2 separate regions of the Homo sapiens genome follow, and region 2 is linked to region 1. A link is an interaction called in ENCODE POLR2A ChIA-PET data of the cell type or tissue named here. Cell type or tissue: A673. All regions are shown on one strand. Links, peaks and the distances in the headings refer to the core of each region. The heading gives the core; the rest is flanking DNA. Region 1 overlaps LPP (LIM domain containing preferred translocation partner in lipoma). Region 2 overlaps LPP (LIM domain containing preferred translocation partner in lipoma).

Region 1 (5,393 bases), core at 184-5,183:
CATCACTACTTTCTAAGATTCCTTAACCCAAGAGTGCGCTTATGTATTTATTCATTTCTTGTTCTACTATATGGCTACATGTAATTCTGCCAGCCACAGTAGGAACTGTCTACAATTTCCTATTAGACTTTGATATGATAAATGTTTTTCTAAATCTCCCATGCAGATTTAGACAGAAGATAGAAACTCTTTGTTTGCATAGATCAGTGTATGTGGATTAAATTAACGTTATCAATCATATTATTTAACTCCTTTTTATGATTTATCAAAGACTAAAAGCAATGTGTTAAGGTTTTATAAAGAATATGTTTTCACCCTTCTTATCTCTTACTTCAGTATTTTTAAATTATACATTTCAATATAATGATATTTAATGAAGGAAAGCTCAGGGCTATTCTTCATGGGGAACTGTGACATTTATCAAAAAGTAATGTTCTTCAGACTGCTTGATACCTTTGTACTGAATGGTACTTTTCTTCTATGAATATTGTAGTTAGTAGGTAATTAATATTATCTTATTTTGGTCTGAGTTTACTACTACATCTTTGCCCCTTTATTTTTTTACCAGTAGTTTTATTACTTCATTGCTTTTCACCATTTTATTTGCTATGCATCTCTTGTGCATATTATTTTGATTACTTTATTTGCCTTTTGGAAAATATCCTTGAATCAACCTTCAGAAAGCATATGTAGGTGACATATATTCTTTTTCAGTGGTTCAAGAATATTTAAAACGGACTGTATAGAAGGCAAAGTTTGATATACTGTTATGTAACAAAAGCAAGGTACTAACCAATAGTTAAGGTATGATCTCATTGTGTGTGTGTGTATGTAACCACATGTATACAGATGTGTGGTTACATTTGTATACATCCTTCCATACCCACAGGTAAACATAACAGAAAAGAAGTGCATGACAAAATGTGAACTATTATACTGAGATGAGAGAATTACATACCTTTCTTCTTCTATTTGCTAATTTTTCTCTAATGGGCGTACATTAATGAAAAACTTAGGATTTTAAAAAAGAATTACCATCATGGGAAAAAGGTAACCTAGCAACAGCAAATGGGATTTCCAGTGTTTTCTGTTAGATGTAGAGATAGCCGGCCTTGGGAATCAGAGGCCCAGGGTCAAGTATTAGCTCTGACACTCATACTCTATGGAACTAAGCAAGCTGACACTTTCTAAGATTCAGTTTCTTGCCACTGGAAATGAAGGCAAAAATAACTGTAACTATTTTCTAGGATCATTAATTAGAGGGTAATATGATAAAAGAAAAGTGCTTCATAAAAGTTAAAGCACTGAGCAAATGTTAATGTCAATGTCAGTTGTTATAAATATTTTTAACCTTTTTTTTTTGCTTTTTAAGGCCTCAAATGCTCAAGAAAATACAAGGGCTTATGGTTTTTCATCAGTAGAAGTTTAGCATTTCAGGTTCTGTGATACTGGAAAGCATGAGTCAGGTGGTTATCAATTAAAATTTTCTGGGAAAAGGCTATAATTATACCTGATTTTAAATCTGAGTAGTTGGGGGCTTTTAGGATCTTCACGTAGAAAATTTAACATGGGCTGGGTGTGATGGCTCATGCCTGTAATCCAAGCACTTTGGGAGGCCAAGGCAGTGGATAACCTGAGGTCAGGAGTTTGAGACCAGCCTGGCCAACATGGTTAAACCCCGTCTCTATGAAAAAATAAAAAAATTAGCCGGGCGTGGTGGTGGGCGCCTGTAATCCCAGCTACTCAGGAGGCTAAGGCAGGAGAATTGCTTGAATCCGGGAGGTGGAGATTGCAGTGAGCCAAGATCATACCACTGCACTCCAGCCTGGGCGACAGAGAGAGACCCTGTCTCCAAAAAAAAAAAAAAAAAAAAAAAAAAGAGTTGAACATTAAGTTGCACGTTGCACGTGGTGGTGCAAGCCTGTAGTCCTAGCTACTTGCGAGGCTGAGGCAGGAAGATCATTTTATCCCAGGAGTTTGAGTTCAGCCTGGGCAACAACAGCAAGACCACATCTCAAAAAAGAAAAAAAAAATTAGTTGCTGAATGTTAGCACGGATGTTAGTATGGGCCAAGCAATAAAGTGTAAATTATAAAAGTTATTCATAGTCTTTGTTTTGTCATTTACTTTGAAAACATCCGAGCCACATTTGTAAAATGAGACTAATAATCTCCCCATGATCTATTTCACAAGGCTCTACTAGGTATGACAGCATGCAACAACAGATGCTCGGTAGCATTATAAAATGTAAGGGGCTGTATGAATGGAAGAGATAACTATTCCCAGTGGGTAACATGCTTAACTTCCCAAGAGAGTGCTTGACAAATTTTTCTCTTTCTTGAACCATTTTTCTCCTTCCTAGGAGAGTTCTGGTGAAATGATGATGTAACAGCAAGAAGAAAGTGTGTGTGTGTGTGTGTGTGTGTGTGTGTGTGTGTGTGTGTTGTGTGAGACAGAAAGAGAGACAAGAGGCACAGACAAACACTCCTTGGAGGTGAGAGAGCAGACGTAGGCAATTAGAAAAAAAGGAAGAAAGTTCATGTGGATTTTTCAGGTTTAGTCCAAACTCTTGCTTCCTTTTCCAACATCCACATAAAGCACTGGCCATAAGTGCTTTTAAAACATTTTATTAAGAAGAATTGAGTATATAAAAGAACAGCTTTCCTGCAGAGGTACAAAACTACCTCTTAATGTAGGCTGACAAGTTAGAATGTTTTAACTGTAGCCATTTGATGACATAAGGGAGCAAAAGGCTGCTAGTGTGTTGGTCACTAATGCGCCAAGTTTCAGGTACCTTAAAGTGTTTAGCCTCCTGTGGAGTTGGCCTCCTATTTCCAGAGGCCCTTTAGTCATTTGGATTTCAACTCTAGTAAAAATGTCTGTACCACCTTCTGCTGTCAGAGAGTTAGGACCTGGAGTCCATCCACTGGGAATAAAAGCACTGGTTTGGGGGAGGATCCTTGGCTGCCACTTCATAAATAGACTTTTGCTGAGAATTTCTGATGCACTCTGTCCCTAGGCCCAGACTCCTTGGTAATGCTAGGAATAAAACAGCAATTCTTTTTCTAAAACTATACTTATGAGTAAGGCTGTCTCTTTATGTGCAGAAGGGTACATAAGCAGGAGGCACTGTTGCTGCCCTTCATATTCATACCAACATAAAAATCTTCTTAAGCAAAGCATGAACCTCCGCTTTTAATATGTGTCCTTATATTCCTTCCATGACATTTATTTATTTCAGTATTTCCATAGCAACTACAGCCAAGAAATTGCCCCAGATTTAGAGGGTTTCTATAGTGTATCACATTATACTAAAGGGGAAAAAAAAAGCAATGATAAAAATTCTGTTAATCAGATTAAGCACTTATATTAGTAAATAATTTCATGTATACAAAATATCACAACTGCTTATTCCTTATCTGTGAAGACATGGGAGAAATTAATATCTCCCTTTAGTAAATGAGGACACTGATACTCAGAAGCTAAATGATTTACCCAAGGTCACACCAGGAGAGCTAGAATTAGGATAAATACATTCTATTTATATCACTTCCTAACAAAGTTTTAGTGATCTTTACTTTAATCTGTTTACATATTCAAATCTATAAGAATAACCAAAACTAGGCTTTCAAGAGACATATCACCAAAGAAGAAAAGCATCTCATTGATTTTGCTAATAATTACACAAACTTAAAATAACTAAGACATAATGTGCTTATTAAATTAGTTCAGAAAATATAAATAAACTTCTGCCATAGGGGATAGTTTGCATTTTAACATATAGTTTCATTATTGTTGATGGTTCTGTAAATTAGAAAAATATTTCTAAAGAAATCTAGCAAGGTAATGCAAAAGTCCTCCAGATTAAATTTGATTTGGTAATATAAATCAAAGAATTTATGCTAAGGATGTAATTCAAAATAAAAAATAAAATTTTTATTAACTATCTATAGGCATGTTATTTACAATTCTAAAAGATTGCAAAACACACAATACATTTTGACTGGCAAATGGTTTTAAAATGAAGTGTGTAATCTAAATGTAAAACTAAACAGATAAAAATCTAAAAATGAATACTAACAATGCAAAACTATATGAACATTTGTATTATGTTAATAAATAAAAAATAGAAAACAAAATATGTAAAATGATTAAAGAGAATTACAATGCTATACTGAATCAAACTGTTTAATCATAACTACTTAAGCACAAAGATTAAGAACAAACTCAATAAACCACAGGAAAATATTAAAAATCATTGAACCAAAGCTGCAGACATTACTGGTGCATTTTCCCTCAAAATCATGTAAATTTTTAATTTTAATAGGATCTTAAGTTGATCAACAACCAATTTAGGCAGAAGTAAATTTAATTTACATTAGACTGGTCTCATTCCTGAACTCAGAGTATCAAACATGCTGGTCCTTATACAAAAATAATTAAGCCACTATCTTGAATATTCTCATTCCATCAATTAAAAAAAAAAAAAAGACAGGCACACTGACTGATGGCCAAGGGCTAGGTTTGCTCTGGTTTGTATGGAATACCTTTTAGACATCAGTTTTCAACAGTGTAACCAAAGGCAATTTTGCTGGATCACACAGAATATGCTTCCTGTTCTAAGGCTTTTGGTTCCAAGAGAGACGCATAGTTCTAGGATTCTCCTTAATGCAAACTATCTTCAAAGCCAACTTGTTTTATTTCATTTGCCCAATTTCCTCAACCTCCTTACACTTCTAGTATGCAGCTTATTGGACATATAAAAGTTCAGAAGAAATTAAAGTTCTGATACATCCATCTGAGGGCTTGAGGACTGTGCTGAACTCGAATCAATATTGAACAAGGGTCTTTGGTAAAGCTTAACTGAATTCTGATAAGAATTAAATTACATTTTAGAGTCACCACGAATAGATCTCATTAAAGAAAAACCTTGATTAAATGTTCTTATGAGGGAAAGAAGTAAAAAAAAAAAAATGGTTAGAATTTCCATTATTTGAATTCACCCAGTTCTTCCAAGTACGCGATTAAATATCTCCCGGATAGTTTTCCTTCTCATAAGCATAGTATAGTAACAACAAACCAAAGAAGAAGGGGCTGGCATCCTACAGAATCACAGAGACCCATACTATGCCTGGAATGGAGATAGAAACTTGAGCCCACACACTGTAGAAACCTATTATTTAATCAGATTAGACCTTCTCCAGTTTTGTTACGCACTCAGAAAAGCAAGCAAACATGTAAAAATGCGAGGAGTATGTCTGAAAGGTTATAATAATTTCCTAAAGCCCAGTGAATTTCACTGCACATGTAAGGTTCCCACATTCAGAAATATTAAACAGTTTCAGAAACATCATTAAAGTTAATCCCAGAATAACATTTATTCCACTACTTTTC
Region 2 (5,393 bases), core at 202-5,201, 54 kb before region 1:
GTTATACAAGCATTAAAAACCAGGTTCTCAGAAAATATATCTGGGAAGATATGGGAAAATGTCTCTGAGAATAAAACAGATTTGGAATAAAACAAATACACATATTGTAACGTGTACATGTATGCCATATATATATAAGCATAAATATGTAAATTGTGTCTAATATATAAATGAATACATTCACTATATATGCACATATATTATTGTAATTTTAGTTTAAAAGAAGAAGGAAAAAGCAAAAGAAAAAGGTTAGCAGGTTAGCTATTTTTAGGTGTTAAGAGTGACTTATAATAAATTATGGGTTTACAGGTGATTTTGAAATTTATCCTTTTGGAAATGTGTTTCTGTAAAAATGATGAACATCATAATAAAGAATATCTAAAACAATGAATCTTAACATTGGAATGACATTGGGCAGCTTTAAAAAAAAAATACTGATGTCCGTGACCAAACCCAGATATTCTGATTTGAGTGATCTAGGATGCTGCCTGGGTATCAGAGTTTTAAAACCATCCAGATAATTCTAAATATTTAGCTATAATTGAGAACCACTGTTTTAAAAACATGTTTCTTTTTAACTATGTGCATTACTTATTTTAAATATACACATTCAAAAGAATTCAACCTGTAACTAAAAGTTACATTCATTAGGATTTTTCCAACTGAAGTCTGAAAAAAAAATCAGAGGCTACAGAGAGGAATGGAAGAGAGAACTGTATCAGAAATCTAAACATGATGGTCACTTGTGCTGTCTGGTAACCAGGACAAAAGGGAGAATATGAATCAAAAAAAGATAATTTCTGTTAAAGAAGTTTAGAATGAATTCTAAGAGGAAATCATCTCGTATATGTAAACGATGACATGGACATGATGGAAAACATATTTATTAACAGTTTCATAGATAATACAGAGACATTTTCCTATACAAGTTTCGTATACTAACTTCTTATAAAAGCCAAGGTATAACGATGCTGATTTTGTGAAAACATTTCGGTGGTGAACTCAGTGAAGTAGTCTGGACTTATCGGAGTTAACGTTATATTTATTTACAATAAAAAGGATTATTTAAGAACACTAAAAATGAAAATGTATTATCCTTTTAATCTAACTTCCATTTATCTGTAACACAGAAGTTAATTTCTCAGTTAAGCACTTTGTGGTATGTAGATAGGACAGATTTAGGAAATTAAGTTGGGATATGTTAGAAATGGGCTATAGTGAGGAGAAGCAAACACACAGAATGTAGGAATTCACATTCACATATATGAAAGTAGGCTTTTGGACAAGAACATTGGTGTGTACTTTTGAGAAGAGTATTCCTCCTTTTATACCAATGAGTGCACACAGATTCACACAGATACAGACACAAAGAGACACACACTTTTTGTTTTTTAGTGATAACTTCCAAAGTAAATGTACAAATATTTGACTCAAAATAACTTGACATTTTCAGCCTGAGTCTCCTCTCCTCTGTTCTTGACTCAATTGAACACACACACACACACATACACACACAAACACACACACACAAACACCAGTTTCTAGGACAGCAAAACATATCAGGGAGTATAGTAAAGAAGTTCCAAAGGGGAAAAGCTTTTTTTGACTTTTAGCACATAAGCAATAATTTATTGCTAACAGCAGTTAATGTAATGGTTTGAGAAATGTGATTACCACACTTCCTTGGGAGAATCTGCTAAAAACAAAACTAACCCTATTACACAACAGTGAAAATAAGTCCAGAGTCTTGTGGATTATCCATGTGTAGCTGAAGTCACAGACACTATGTAACCTTCTGAAATTTCTAGGCTACTTCAAGTTAGAGTGCAAAGCTTCCCTTTCAGGTAAGATGGACAGCGATCTTAATTGCTTCGGTTTTCAAACTGATGGCTGGCAGTTAGTGGCTTGACATATAGGTTTGGGCACACTCCTGCAGTTCTAACAAACCTTCCCGTGGACCACCAAAGGTGAGTTTGCCATTCAAAGACCCCCTCATAAACCAGGCCTAAACTGTCTTTCTACTTTTATGTCTTAGTTCCTTCACATTCCTGCCCCTCTGCCTGAATCATCGCCACCCATGTGTTCATTTTTTCCACCTCCAATCCCTGGCTGAAGCTCACCTTTCTTTTTCCTCATTCCCACCGAACACCATCTGTCAAAGATCATACTCCGTCTTCAAAATCCAGAACCCACCTCCTCCACAAAGTATTCCCTAATTGTGTAGTTAGAATACATTCCTTCCTCACTCAGTTTTATGATTCTATTACAATACCCTTCAACAAAGTCAATTTTCATTTTTTTGAAAGCTACATTTTTCCTTCCTTTTATCAATGCCCAGGGTATGGGGCCTTGTTTTGTGAATCCTGTAGCCTCTACAGTGAGGCATGCAATAGGTATTCAGGGTTTTTTTTTTCTTTATAGCGAAAACTTGGGTACACATGGATGTAAAGATGGGAATAACAGACACTTGGGAATCCAAAAGGAAGGAAGGAAGGAGGGGGAGAAAGGGCTGAGACACTTCCTGTCAGGTATTATGTTCACAGTGTGGATGATGGGATCGATAGAAGCCCAAACTTCAGCATCACACAATACAATCTTGTAACGAACCTGCATATGTACCCCCAAAATCTAAAATTGAAATTAAAAGAAAAGGATAAAGTGTTTAGCATTTTAAGACCTGACTAATCAAATACTGTCATACAGGAAGAGATGGCAAAAACATTGTAAGTAACACACACACACACACACACACACACACACACACACACACACACGACCCCCATGAGTTGCAACTCTTTAGACAGAAAGGTAAACAAATCATTCAATTATCATCAACTGAATTCTCATGACAATTACCAGACAATTATCTTCATAATAAATTATCTTATCTTCCAACAGCCAAAGTTAAGTGGAAACCAGATCTGACCAGCAAAAGCCTGGGAAGGAAGCTGGTGTATATTAGGTATTTGCAAGGAGTTGGGCACTTCACATATATAACGTTCATATAATATTAACAACTCTGCAAGGGAAGGCTTATTCCATTTTTTTATTTGAAGAAACTGAGCCTCGGAGAGGTTAAGCAATTTGCCCAAGGCTACACTGTTAGGAAATAAAGCTGGGATACAAACCTGGGGCAGTAGAACTACAAAGTCTAAACTCTTTCCATCCTACCAAGCTGCCTCTCAATCTCACATATAAATAGCTCAGAATTTTACTGAAGATTAACAGGAGAGTGATTCTCAAACTACTTTATATTTTTGCAGGGCCTTAGAGTAACACCTGTCCAACTGACATGGAACCGTGAAAGTCCAGAGTCCTGTGGACTATCCATGTGTAGTTGAAGTCACAGACACTACGTAATCTTCTGAAATCTCTAGTCTGAAAGATTCAAGGTAGGGAATAGCTCAAGAGAGAAAATACCAATAGAAAGTATTATAATACTCAGAAGAGCTTGAACCTCAATAAACTGAGGATACATACTATCAACTATTAAATAGTTCTGACAGATTACACCTATTATATGTTATTATTCACAAAAAGCATATTAGCTGTACTGGGGGAAAAAAAGGAGGATTAATTAGAAGTTATGAAACTTGGAATTCAGTTCAGAAAACCATGAACTTGCTGTGGTGTCTTGAGCAAGTCATTTTTCTTGCTGGGTGTCATTTGTGCCTGTTTGCTCAATACCGGGATTGATTACAGGATATGCACCCGTTACTTCTAACATTCTGTAAGCCTGAAGTTAGTAACTTGTAGACCTACAGGACCTCACTAGCAGAGAGGAGAGATTCTGCTCATGCTTGCACTCTGAACATATTTGATACGCCTTAGAATATGATCCCTGCAACTTTCCTAAAAGCATGTATAGCCAGTTGAGATACTAAGATAATAATCGTGTGGAAGAACAAAAACGTAAACTCTTAAACAGGTGTCTGCAGGTGGTTCCCTTGCTGCATTCCTTTGCGGTGAGCCCAGACATTTCCTTGCCCTGTAGTATCTGTTTCTCCACCTCAGGTTAGGTTTTGAAATTTTAGTTTTTAGACAAACACAGGATCTGGTTTTCCATTTTTGTTCTGTATACAAAGTGACGTTAAAACCATTTCAAAGTCAAACAGGTCTCCTCTCCATCCCTCAGCCCTCAAGAATTCAAACAGGGCTGGGTTTTGTTTGGCAGCAGGGAGTGGCAGTAGCTGTGAAAATGCTTGTCAAATGTAAGAAGGTGTGATATGCTTCAGGAAAGAAAATTGCCAGGAGCAAGAAGGATAGAAAACATGGCATACGAATTGAAACAGCTGCAGAAGAGACATCCAGTTTGTTATATCCATTTGTGTATCTCTATAATACAGAACTAAGTGTTTTAACAGCCCTTTTGAAATTTGAAAATGGATCTTCCATCGATTCAGAGCTATACACTGGCTCAAACTAGCTCTTGTTCAAAGAGGTCATCTGGTAGGTCACTGCCCACTACTACACACTGGAGTCTACATCAAACTTTGATAAGGCTCTGTGAAAACAGGGCAAGTGCTATTAGGAGATCTGTAGAGGAAGAAACGCACCAGATTCTACTCCAACCCCACTGCTATGATCACCAGTGCTCTCAACACAGGGCATTTTTACAAGATATCATGAAGAGATGATAGGAAATAGACCCAATTGCTCTGATAACCATGTTGGCTTCTGTATAAGTTCATTTCAAATATATCTGAAAGCAGTCCTGCCTTTTCAAGGAGCCAAATTTTCCCATCTTAATTATTTGCAAATACTTGTTTCCATGCAACAATCAAAAAGGCAAAGAAACTCTTGGGTACTTTATGCTTCTCACTACTTACTCTTGAGGAAGAAAAAAAGGTCAAAAGCAGCTTTTCTTTACCAATGAAGAAGTTGTTGTCAATATTTTGTAAGCAATTCAGATCATTGCAATATTTCTTGTATTCCTATTCGGTGCTTAGCACTATGCTAAGTATTAGGGATTATATAAGATTTTTATAGTATTTAGGAAGACAAGATTAGTTATTTCATAAAACTTGGTCTTGGGTTCCCAAATCCTTTCGAGTTCTGTTTATTCCTCAGCAAGTAAATAAAAATGTCAATTTCTTTGGCACTGAATCTAAATAGCAGAGAATTTCAGAAAAGGAAGAAAGTAAATAAGAGAGATCTCAGGAAAAGTTTCATTAGGAGGATGCACTGACTCAATACATGTACATGTAACATACATGAAGGGAGGTATAAGCTCTGCCTAAGAGAGTGGAATTGAGAAAGCAAGTCAGAAAAACCTCCCAGAAGATGAGAAGGAATCATTCAGGCCGGGCATGGTGGCTCACGCCTGTAATCCCAGCACTTTGGGAGGCCAAGGCAGGTGGATCACCAGGTCAGGAGATCAAGACCATCCTGGC

What was found. Peaks named below come from ENCODE experiments on the same cell type or tissue, not always from the same donor. Only the 100,000 strongest peaks of a DNase experiment are listed, where the experiment ranks them.
Region 2: POLR2A ChIA-PET joins it to region 1 with 13 read pairs; 3 of 35 experiments call an interaction of 5 or more read pairs at or near these places.

What each region holds. Positions count from the first base shown.
Region 1 is chr3:188,762,348-188,767,740 of GRCh38, reverse strand. All of the region lies in intron 9 of LPP (LIM domain containing preferred translocation partner in lipoma), which reads right to left. Among named protein-coding and RNA genes, the nearest start is that of MIR28, 76 kb to the right of the region's middle. In A673, for the core only: no CTCF peak of the experiment used is centred there; no DNase peak of the experiment used is centred there.
Region 2 is chr3:188,816,409-188,821,801 of GRCh38, reverse strand. All of the region lies in intron 9 of LPP (LIM domain containing preferred translocation partner in lipoma), which reads right to left. Among named protein-coding and RNA genes, the nearest start is that of TPRG1-AS1, 130 kb to the left of the region's middle. In A673, for the core only: no CTCF peak of the experiment used is centred there; no DNase peak of the experiment used is centred there; H3K27ac peaks cover 566 bases.